Regions from separate parts of the Homo sapiens genome. Here region 2 is linked to region 1. Evidence: read pairs that join two places in POLR2A ChIA-PET (ENCODE). Cell type or tissue: Panc1. All regions are shown on one strand. Each heading gives the region's core, and the rest is flanking DNA. Links, peaks and the distances in the headings are about the cores only.

What was found. Peaks named below come from ENCODE experiments on the same cell type or tissue, not always from the same donor. Only the 100,000 strongest peaks of a DNase experiment are listed, where the experiment ranks them.
Region 2: POLR2A ChIA-PET joins it to region 1 with 5 read pairs; 9 of 35 experiments call an interaction of 5 or more read pairs at or near these places.

Annotation. Positions count from the first base shown.
Region 1 is chr1:11,177,911-11,183,287 of GRCh38, reverse strand. All of the region lies in intron 28 of MTOR (mechanistic target of rapamycin kinase), which reads left to right. Among named protein-coding and RNA genes, the nearest start is that of ANGPTL7, 8.8 kb to the left of the region's middle. RefSeq lists an enhancer at 4,902-5,377. In Panc1, for the core only: no CTCF peak of the experiment used is centred there; no DNase peak of the experiment used is centred there; H3K27ac peaks cover 5,000 bases.
Region 2 is chr1:11,090,188-11,095,564 of GRCh38, reverse strand. It overlaps EXOSC10 (exosome component 10), which reads left to right. Exons shown (of 25, transcript NM_001001998.3): 4 at 3,968-4,072; 5 at 4,386-4,551; 6 at 4,897-5,011. Among named protein-coding and RNA genes, the nearest start is that of EXOSC10-AS1, 6.8 kb to the left of the region's middle. RefSeq lists a silencer at 3,092-3,272. In Panc1, for the core only: no CTCF peak of the experiment used is centred there; no DNase peak of the experiment used is centred there.

The DNA.
Region 1 (5,377 bases), core at 275-5,274:
GATGTGAACAGGCACTTAGTTCACAAAGATATCCAAAAGGCTTATAAATACATGAAAAGCTATCCCATCTCATTAGTCATTATGGAAATAAAAATTTAAATCATAATAAAATGCCACTGCACACCAACCAGAAGGGCTGAAATGGAAAAGGCTGAAAATAGCAAATGTTGACAGAGATTGTGAAGCAATTGGGCTTTTCATGTCCTATTGGTAGAAATGTAAATTGGTAAAGCCACTTTGGAAAACAATCTGTCAGTATCTTATAAAGCTAAACATATCCTTATATGTAACTCAACAATTCTGCTATAGATATTTTCCAGCAGAAGTGCAAGCACACATGCTCCAGAAGACATGGACAAGAGTGTCCGCGTACTACCCCTCGTAATAGCCAAACACTGAAAACAATCCAAGTGTTCATCTGCAGTAAGATAGGTAAATGGTGGTATATTCACACCGTGAAATACTGTTCAGCAATAGAAAGGAAAAGCTGTTGCGACGTGCAGCAGCCTGGGTGCATGTCACAAACATAGTGTTGAATGTTTATATAATTAAGCTCAAAAACTGAGCAAACAACCCCATTGTGTTAGAAGTCAGAGTAGGGTTTACAGACCTCTGGGGACACAGAGGGGAGCAGTGATTGGGAGGGGGCTCAGTGCCTCTGAGCTGCTGGCAGCTGGTTGTGTTCTGTTTCTGGTCTGGGTGGTAATTACAAAGATGTCTTCACTTTATGATAATTCATCAAACTGTACACTTAGGTGTTATATTCTCCTATATTTATGTATACTTGAATTAGGATGTTTGTGTAAAAATAGATAATGCACATAAAACACTTGAACTAGTATCTGACACATAGTCAACGTCTAGCAAATATCAAGTAGTAGTATTGTACCAAGTAGTAGTATTGTATTATTTAGTACACAATTGTTGTCTCGTCATAAAAGTATTTGCTGACTACTCTAGTCTAACATAAATCCCCATAAATCCCCATGTTTTTCTCTAAGCACTCTGTTCTCTTCATGGTATTTGCCACAAAAGCACTTATTTCAGTTTGTACTTTTTTTTTTTTTTTTAAGATGGAGTTTCGCTCTTATTGCCCAGGCTGGAGCGCAGTGGCGCAATCTCAGCTCACTGCAACCTCCGCCTCCCAGGTTCAAGCAATTCTCTTGCCTCAGCCTCCTGAGTAGCTGGGATTACAGTCATGCACTGCCATGCCTTGCTAATTTTGTATTTTTAGTAGAGAGGGGGTTTCTCCATGTCGGTCAGGCTGGTCTCGAACTCCTGACCTCAGGTGATCCGCCTGCCTTGGCCTCCCAAAGTGCTGGGATTACAGGTGTGAGCCACTGCACCTGGCCTCGGTTTGTACTTTTTTGTGTATCTACTTCTCTAACCTGTAAGCTCTGCGAAAGCAAAGAACATGTTTCTCTTATTTTCCACAGTACCTCTAGCATCTAGCACTTAGCATAAAGCCTAAGACAAAATGCATACTAAATTAGAACTTGTCAAATGAAATAATGAATTTCAAAGAGAAGGTTCTCTTCCCCCTAAATATCTATTATGGAGACTTACAGTCTCTCTCCATGGACGTTTCCAGTGTTTTACTGTGGTGAGGTCTTCGCTGTAGGGCATCACATTCTGTCCTGCATGGGGTCAGTTTTCCTTCTTCAGGTCTTAGTCATAGAATCAAAGAAAGTGAAAACTGGGAGAGTTGAGATCCTTTGTTTCAACCCTCTTTTTAATTTTTATTTTATTTGTTTATTTATTTTGAGATGGAGTCTGGCTCTGTCGCCCAGGCTTGAGTGTAGTGGTGGGGTCTCAGCTCAGTGCAACCTCCGCCTCCTGGATTCAAGCAGTTCTCTTGCCTCAGCCTCCCGAGTAGCTGGAATTACAGGTGCCCACCACTACATCCGGCTTTGACCCCATTTTTTAAATCAATAACTTGAGGTAGCTTCCTTATTGTATAATATATTGCATACATATTCCTAGACATCACCAGGCTGTGTCTCATCACTTTTTTTTTTACTTAGGAAGATGATCAGCAAGAGGACCACAGAGTATCTGAGATCAGGTTTTCTCCCTCTCCTGTTTATTCCAGAAGCCAGTGTAAATGACATGTCTGATTACTTCAACCTGCACTGGCCCTAGGGGCTGCATGCAACAGCTAATGTTGACAAAATGAAGAAAGTAACATGTCCCCATAAAAACTGCCTTATTTCGGGCGGGCAAGGTGGCTCATGCCTGTAATCCCAGCACTTTGGGAGGCCAAGACGGGCAGATTACAAAGTCAAGATATCAAGACCATCCTGGCCAATGTGGTGAAACCCCGTCTCTATTAAAAATACAAAAATTAGCTGGATGTGGTGGCACACTCCTGTAGTCCCAGCTACTTGGGAGGCTGAGGCCAGAGAATTGCTTGAACTCGGGAGGTAGAGGTTGCAGTGAGCCGAGATCGCACCGCTGCACTCCAGCCTGGCGACAGAGCAAGACTCCGTCAAAAAAAAAAAAAAAACCTGCCTTATTTCTGGGCAGCTGTAGTCCCCATATTTTATCCCCAGTAACCTAACAAAGCTCATCTGTCCCCAAAGGGAAATCAAATGTCCATTATATTGCAATTTCAGTAAATCACCCTTAGCTAGAGATAAGACCTTGTCAGGGGTTGCAGGACAAGATCACATGTCCACCCCACCAAGCTGTTCTCTGAACTACAGAGCTTCTCTTTGGGTTAGACATCTCCACCCTGACTTAGGCACCACAAACTGGAAAACAGGCCTGGTCATTCTTTAAGAATGTTAGAGGATTTGTGCCAGTTATGCCTGAGCAACCAATTAATGGCAAGGGTGACTGGGTTTTACAGTCTGCAGGCAAGGGGCTAAATGGGCAAACAAAACCCACTCTTTGTCTTAATTCTAAACACATGTTTCCAGGGTGCCAATATTGTGCTGCTTGAAAGTATGATTCCTGCTTTTACAGTTGTTTCCTGGCTTCCAGAAAAGATATGCGGTCCTTTTCTTTTTCTGTACCTCTGCTGGAAGAAAAAGCAGTCAGTCCACAGAGGTGAGGTTTTGCTCACAGCAAAACACATTCCAGGCTGGGTGCAGTGGCTCACTCCTATAATCCCAGCACTTTGGGAGGCCAAGACAGGAGGATTGCTTGAAGCCAGGAGTTCAAGACCAGCCTGGGTAACATAGCAAGACCTTGTCTCTGTAAAAAGTTTAGTGGGGCATGATGGCATGCGCTTGTGGTCTCAGCTACTCAGGAGGCCAAGGCAGGAGGATCACTTGAGTCCAGGAGTTTGAGGCTGCAGTGAGCTATGATTGCACCACTGCACTCCAGCGTGGGCAACAGAACAAGACACTATCTCAAAACAAACAAAAAACCACATTCCAAACTTCTATGTTCGTGCTGACTTCAGAAGGGCCAGTGTGCCTGTAAGAATCTGTGTCCTTTGTAGAAAAGCTCCATGCTGCAAAGAGTAGGAGAAAAGAGCAAAAGCAGAAGCAGTTTGTATCTTTGCTGTAGCCCCATTTTTTTTTTCAAATGCACTTTTAGATTCAGCCCAAGAGGCCACATCTCTCACCAGTTATCAGTAGAGCATGCATTTACTTCTAGCTGCTGTCAAGACTTCCCCCAGGGTCACTGTAACAGCTTGCTCTTGCAGAGCGTCTTATGAACCCCAGGGAAGGCTCTTCAGTGGAGAAACCTCGCCATCAGCGAGGAATTGTAAGAAGAGGAGAGTTCTGGGGTTTCTCCTAAAGCTGGCCAAAAGGACAGAGGGGCTATTGTTACAAAACAAGACCCTTCTAAGGGGAGAAACTTGCTGTATTTCAGTGGTATCCCTAAACTCTTCTACAAAAGCTAGCTTATCCTTCAGACTACCTGGAGATTTAATGGGACTGCTCTTATGCTGACTTAGAGAAACTGCTTCTGATTTTTATATAACACTGGGGGAGGGAAAGAAAGTGCTAGCAGTTACACTGTGTCCCAGTGCTCTGAAACCTTGAATTGTATGCTGCATCCCAATTTCAGAGATGTTAAGGTGTGAAAAAAATGTGTGTCTTAGAACTGATGAAATCTAGTAGGTGCTGGGCTCTGCCTCATGGCCACCTCTGACTGTTCATGCAGTGATGATATCAGTAGGGGCACCACTGGTCTCTCCAAACATTTCTGGACTTTTCACTGGCTGTGAATCCTGGTAATCCAGTTATAGAGTGCCACAGTTCTCTTCCATGAGGCATCCATTACCAAGAAGGTGGGCATGGTTTTTTCTTTTCCCTGAACCCAGAATGGGCATCATTATTCCTACACTGTGGCCCAACTCCTTAATAGAGTGGAAGACCAGCTCACATCTGCTTCTACAATTAAATGTGAAGAGTTACAAGCTGCCAGATCACTAGGTGCCAGCTTGTTTAAGTTTTGTTTCCCAACTTTATCCACATAATGGACTGAGTCAGAGTTCTTGGACATTCAGAAGCCAAGAAATCAGGACTTTACCCAAAATATCACCTCAGTTTTGAGTCAAGAGAGATGAACATTAGCTTTGGAGTCACTCTATCAGCCCACCCCTTTTGCTCCTTTTCCCCATCCTTTTCCTGACTGCTGCTTCTTTCTAGTAGTCTCTCTCAGAGCTCTTTGTTTCTCTCTGGATGTGAAGAAGCAGAAAGGGGGAGAAGAACCTGCAGGCATCACAAGAAAAGGAGCAGTGCTCATTGTTGTAGAATAAAAAGATAATGGCCAATTTGTCAAGAAGTGTTGACAAGTAAGATAAAGTTGGAAGTAATTAACTGGCTGACATGCTGGGAGCGGTGTGCCTGCCAATAGCTCCCTAAATCAGCCAGAGCCTTGGAAATGTGACAGCCATTCATCATTTTTACAACACGCCTCTGACAGGCTCCTCAGTTGCAAACCTGGCCAGCAAAAGTCGTGTGCTTTGACATTCTGGGGTTGTGCACCTCTCTCTGCCTTATTCTGGGTTGTGCTAAGGTACCTGGGCCCTATATCCAACCAGGAGATGCCTGGAGACGGTGAGTCAAATGGGCCAGCTTGCCAGCTCATCGCTGGGCAGTATTCCTCTCCGAGGCTGGGCACTAGGATTCCCAGAGCTGACTTTGTAAACTTCTGCAGGACAGTTCACTTAGCATAGAGAGTGCTGAATGGGAGCCATCAGCAGCACTCCTGGTGGCCTGGTATCTAACAAGTGCTGCTGCTAACCAGCCATGGGATCTATCAGTGGGAGGAAACGGGTATGCAGCCAGTAAAAGCAATTATGAAGACTGAATGGAGTGGAAAATACCTGTGTTAGTGAAAAGGCAGCATACAAAATTGTATCTATACTTTCATCACCAGTATGTATAAAATATGCATTTATGCAGAATATGCGCAG
Region 2 (5,377 bases), core at 284-5,283, 88 kb after region 1:
TTTTTTTGTATTTTTAGTAGAGACGGGGTTTCACCGTGTTAGCCAGGATGGTCTCGATCTCCTGACCTTGTGATCCGCCCGCCTCAGCCTCCCAGAATGCTGGGATTACAGGCGTGAGCCACCACACCCGGCCTTCCCTTACTCTTATGGTAACTAACAAAGAGCTTTGTATTATTAAAATATACGGATAGACAGAGCAACCCAGGCACCTTAGAAAATGAAAAGGAAATAAGCTTAACATTTCTTATAATAACATTCCCTTCTAATAGTTGGTATATTTTTTCTAAAAAATAATTACAGTTGTCTTAAAAATATTACTGCCCCATGGAAGCTTCTTTTTTTTTTTTTTTTTTGAGACGGAGTCTTGCTTGGTTGCCCAGGCTGGAGTGCAGTGGGGCGATGTTGGTTCACTGCAACCTCCACCTCCCAGGTTCAAGCGATTCTCCTACCTCAGCCTCCGGAGTAGCTGGGATTACAGGCACCCACCACTATTCCTGGCTAATTTTTGTATTTTTAGTAGAGACATCGTTTTGTCATATTAGCCAAGCTGGTCTCAAACTCCTGACTTCAAGTGATCTGCCTGTCTTGGCCTCCCAAAGTGCTGGGATTACAGGCGTGAGCCACCTCACTGAGCCTGAAAGCCTGTTTTTAAAGTGCCTTATTCCAGCCAGGTGTGGTGGCTCACACCTACAATCCCAGAACTTTGGGAGGCCAAGGCGGGTGATCACCTGAGGTCAGGAGTTCAAGACCAGTCTGGCCAACATGGTGAAACCCCGTCTCTACTAAAATATAAAAACTAGCCAGGCCATGGTGGCACACACCTGTCATTCCAGCTATTCAGGAGGCTGAGGCAGGAGAATCGCTTGAACCCGGGAGGCCAAGGTTGCAGTGAGCCGCGATCATGCCACTGCACTCCAGCCTGGATGACAGTGAGACTCTGTCTCAAAAAAAAAAAAAAAAAGGTGGCCTGGCATGGTGGTTCACGCCTATAATCCCAGCACTTTGGGAGGCCGAGGTGGGTGGATCCACCTACCTGAGGTCAGGGGTTCAGGAGCAGCCTGGCGGACATGGTAAAACACTGTCTCTACTAAAAATATAAAAAATTAGCTGAGTGTTGTGGTGGGCACTTGTAATCCCAGCTACTCAGGAGGCTGAGGCAGGAGAATCGCTTGAACTCGTGAGGCAGAGGTTGCAGTGAGCCAAGATTGCACCATTGCACTCCAGCCTGGGCATCAAGAGTGAGACGCCATCTCAAAAAAAAAAAAAAAAGTTAAAGTGCCTTATTCTGGCCAGGGTCAGTGGCTCACTCCTGTAATCCTAGCACTGTAGGAGGCCGAGGTAAGAGGATTGCTTGAGCTCAGGAGTTCCAGAACCAGCCTGGGCAACATAGTGAGACCTTGTCTTTATTTAAAATTAATAAATAAATAAAGTGCCTTATTCTGAATCTGTCTTCCAGATCTGCAAATTCTGTTTTTATTTTTTTGGATACTGAAGTCTTGCTCTGTCACCCAGGCTGGAGTGCAGTGGTGCAACCATAACTCACTGCAACCTTGAACTCCTGGGCTCAAGCGATCCTCCCACCACAGCCTCCCAAGTAGCTGGGACTGCAGGTGTGCACCACCACGTCTGGCTGAATTTTTTTTTATTTTATAGAGACAATGTCTTGCTGTGTTGCCCAGGCTGGTCTTGAACTCCTCAAACAATCCTGGCCTCAAACAATCCCCCCCCACCTCAGCCTCCTTAGTCACTAGGATTATAGGCATGAGCCACTGTGCCTGACAAGATTTGCAAATTCTATTTGTGTTGCAAAAGAAGAGGCATTTATATCACCCAACCAAAATTTAGTTTATTTGTACCGTTACTCAAAATCTACTGAACCCCCTCCAGCTCACAGGATTGGAAGGAGATGTGTATTATTCTGTCTTGCTTACTATCTATTTATGCCTAATTCTATGGCAGAACGTTATTTCCACAGAAATACATAGAGATCATGGAAAACAAATCTGACTTCAACCATCTGACAGTCCTGAAAATATTTAAATCATGCCCTCCTGTCCCATGAAGTCATCTCTTCCCTAGTCTAAATGCCTACAAATCTTTCAGCAGTTTCTGGTATATTGTGATTTCAAGTCCTGCCATAATCCTATGTGTCACCTGGTTGTGCCTCTGTTAGTAGTGCCCAAGCTGATATTTCACGTCTGCTTTAAAGTGCAAAATAGATGAGGACTCCCTGCAGTTTCATTCTAAATAGTGTACTTCTATATTTAATGTATGCAGTCCAGGGACTTCTTAGTTATTTTAGTGGCCACATTACACTGTTAAATCATATTAGAATTTTCAGCCCAATTCAGAGCTTTAAAGAGTCAATCGAGTATTGGGCATGGGTAATTACTGTCCTACCTGCCTTTGAGCAAATAATGCATTAATTACTTGGCATGACATACTAATGACCTTTATTGATCAACTTTGTAAAATTTTTATTTTTTTATTGACAAAAATTGTATAGGCGATCATTTACATGGTTATGTCTCAATAAACCTATATTATAAGTCAAAAATGCATTTAATACACCTCACTTACCAAATAGCTTAACTGAACCTGCTTTAAATGTGCTCAGAAAACTTCCATTAGTCTACAGTTGGGCAAAATCTTACACAAAGCCTATTTTTATAATACAGTGTTGAATATTCATCTCATGTAATTCAAGTAGCATTGAATACACTTCTGAAAGTGAAAAACAGGTTGTGGCCGGGCACAGTAGCTCATGCCTGTAATCCTAGCATTTTGGGAGGCCAAGGCAGGTGGATCACTTGAGGTCAAGAGTTCAAGACCAGCTTGGTCAACATAGTGAAACCCCATCTCTACTAAAAAATACAAAAATTAGCTGGGCGTGGTGGCGTGCACCTGTAGTCCCAGATACTCGGGAGGCTGAGGCATGAGAATTGCTTGAACCCAGGAGGCGAAGACTGCAGCAAGCTGAGATTGGACCACTGCACTCCAGCCTGGGCAACAGAGTGAGACTCCCTCTCAAAAAAAAAAAAAAGAAAAACAGGGCCAGGCACAGTGGCTTACGCCTGTAATCCTAGCACTTTGGGAGGTCGAGGCAGGCAGCTCACAAGGTCAAGAGATCGAGACCATCCTGGCCAACCTGGTGAAACCCTGTCTCTACTAAAAATACAAAAATTAGCTGGGCGTGGTGGTGCATGCCTGTAGTCCCAATTACTTGGGAGGCTGAGGCAGGAGAATCGCTTGAACCCGGGAGGCAGGTTGCAATTAGCTGAGATCACGCCATTACACTTCAGCCTGGCAACAGAGCAAGACTCTGTCTCAAAAAAGAAAAAAGAAAAACAGGTGGTAAGTGTACTTGAAATATGGATTCTACTAAATGCAAATCACTTTCACATCATTGTAAACTCAAAAACTTACAAGTCAAACTGTCATACATTGGGGACCATCTATATATTTATTACATACAACTTGATGTTTTGATACATACATTGATCTGTTCTTATATATGTATATTTTCTTACACAAATGTCTCTGAATACCAATCTCTTTAAAATGTTAGGTAATTAGGTGGGGCACGGTGGCTCACGCCTATAATCCCAGCATTTTGGGAGGCTCAGGTGGGCGGATCACTTGAGGTCAGGAGTTCGAGACCAGCCTGGCCAACCGGGTGAAACCCCATCTCTACTAAAAATAAAAAATTAGCCAGGTATGGTGGTGCACACCTGTAATCCCAGCTACTCGGGAGGCTGAGGCAGGAGAATCGCTTGAACCCTGGAGGCAGAGGTTGCAGTGAGCCCAATTCAGAACTGTAAAGAGTTGCAGTGAGGCAAGATTGCGCCACTGCACTCCAGCCTGGGTGACAGAGTGATACTCCATGTTAAATAAATAAAATGTTAGGTAGTTAACTCTGCTAACCTCAAAAGGAAAAATGCTTAACCAGTACCTCTTCTACTCTTAGGGTATTTTACTGGATGAAGCCTCAGGTGTAAACAAGAATCAACAGCCTGTCCTCCCTGCCGGCTTGCAGGTCCCCAAAACGGTAGTGTCCAGCTGGAACCGTAAGGTGAGGGCTTTTCAGATTAACTAGAGCTCTTGATGTCAGCTTCATAACAGAGATTTTGCTCATTCTAACATGCATTTCTGTTCTAATTTATTAGAGAACTGGCCACTGTCTCCTTTAGTTTGTTCTCATAAACATACACAAACTAATTACACCCTCTTCTTCTCTTTCTGGAGACCTCTACATGCACATACATTCTTAAATGAATGAATGACCTTTGCGATGTTCTTGTCTCCTCAGAAGTCATAAATTGGAATTTACTTTTCTAATTCATCAAGTTGCTGTGTTATAAAGTATTTGTATTCATTGATCATAGGCAGCAGAATATGGCAAAAAAGCAAAATCTGAAACTTTCCGGCTGCTTCATGCAAAAAATATCATCCGACCTCAGCTCAAGTTTCGAGAGAAGATTGACAATTCCAACACACCATTTCTTCCTAAAATCTTCATCAAACCCAATGCTCAGAAACCTCTCCCTCAAGGTAAATAGTGCATACTTTGCCTGTGTTTGAGTCTCACTTTATTTGATGCAAAAACCAGGAAGGGTGTACAGGTCTCTCTTCTTTGTTCAAAGGGAGCCCACCCTCCTTTGTTCAAAGGGAGCCCAGTTCAGCTATTCCAGAGGCTGAAGTGGGAGGATCACTTGAGCCCAGGAGGTCAAGGCTACAGTGAGCTGTGCTTGTGCCACCACACTTCAGCCTGGGGGACAGAACATGACCCTGTCTCAAAAAAAAAAGCCAAAAAACAAAGGGAACCAGTTTACCCCTGTGTAATTAGAAAAGACATGAATGTGCTAATGATGTTTTTGTCACTGCTGGGATCCCCAGCTCTCTCTAAGGAAAGGCGGGAACGCCCACAGGATCGTCCTGAGGACTTGGACGTCCCCCCTGCACTGGCTGATTTCATCCATCAGCAGAGAACCCAGCAGGTTGAGCAAGACATGTAAGTGTTGGCCTGTGTCTGACTTTCTGCCGTGAGTACTTACCTTTTTGCCACATTTTCACTTTTGTGGAGTATATACATGAAAACAATCTGAGGAGTAGTGATTTCCTCCTTACACCCCAACCTGGGCCTTAGCAATAAAACCTGCTGTTTGTGTTCACAAAGGGCCTACACAGCATTGCCTCATGTAAACCTCACTGCAGTCCTGAGAAGTAGCAGTTGCTCTTATTCCCATTTTATAGATGTAAAACACGAAGGCTGGGCGCGGTGGCTTACGCCTGTAATCCCAGCACTTTGGGAGGCTGAGACCGGTGGATCACCTGAGGTCAGGAGTTCGAGACCAGCCTGGCCAACATGGTGAAACCC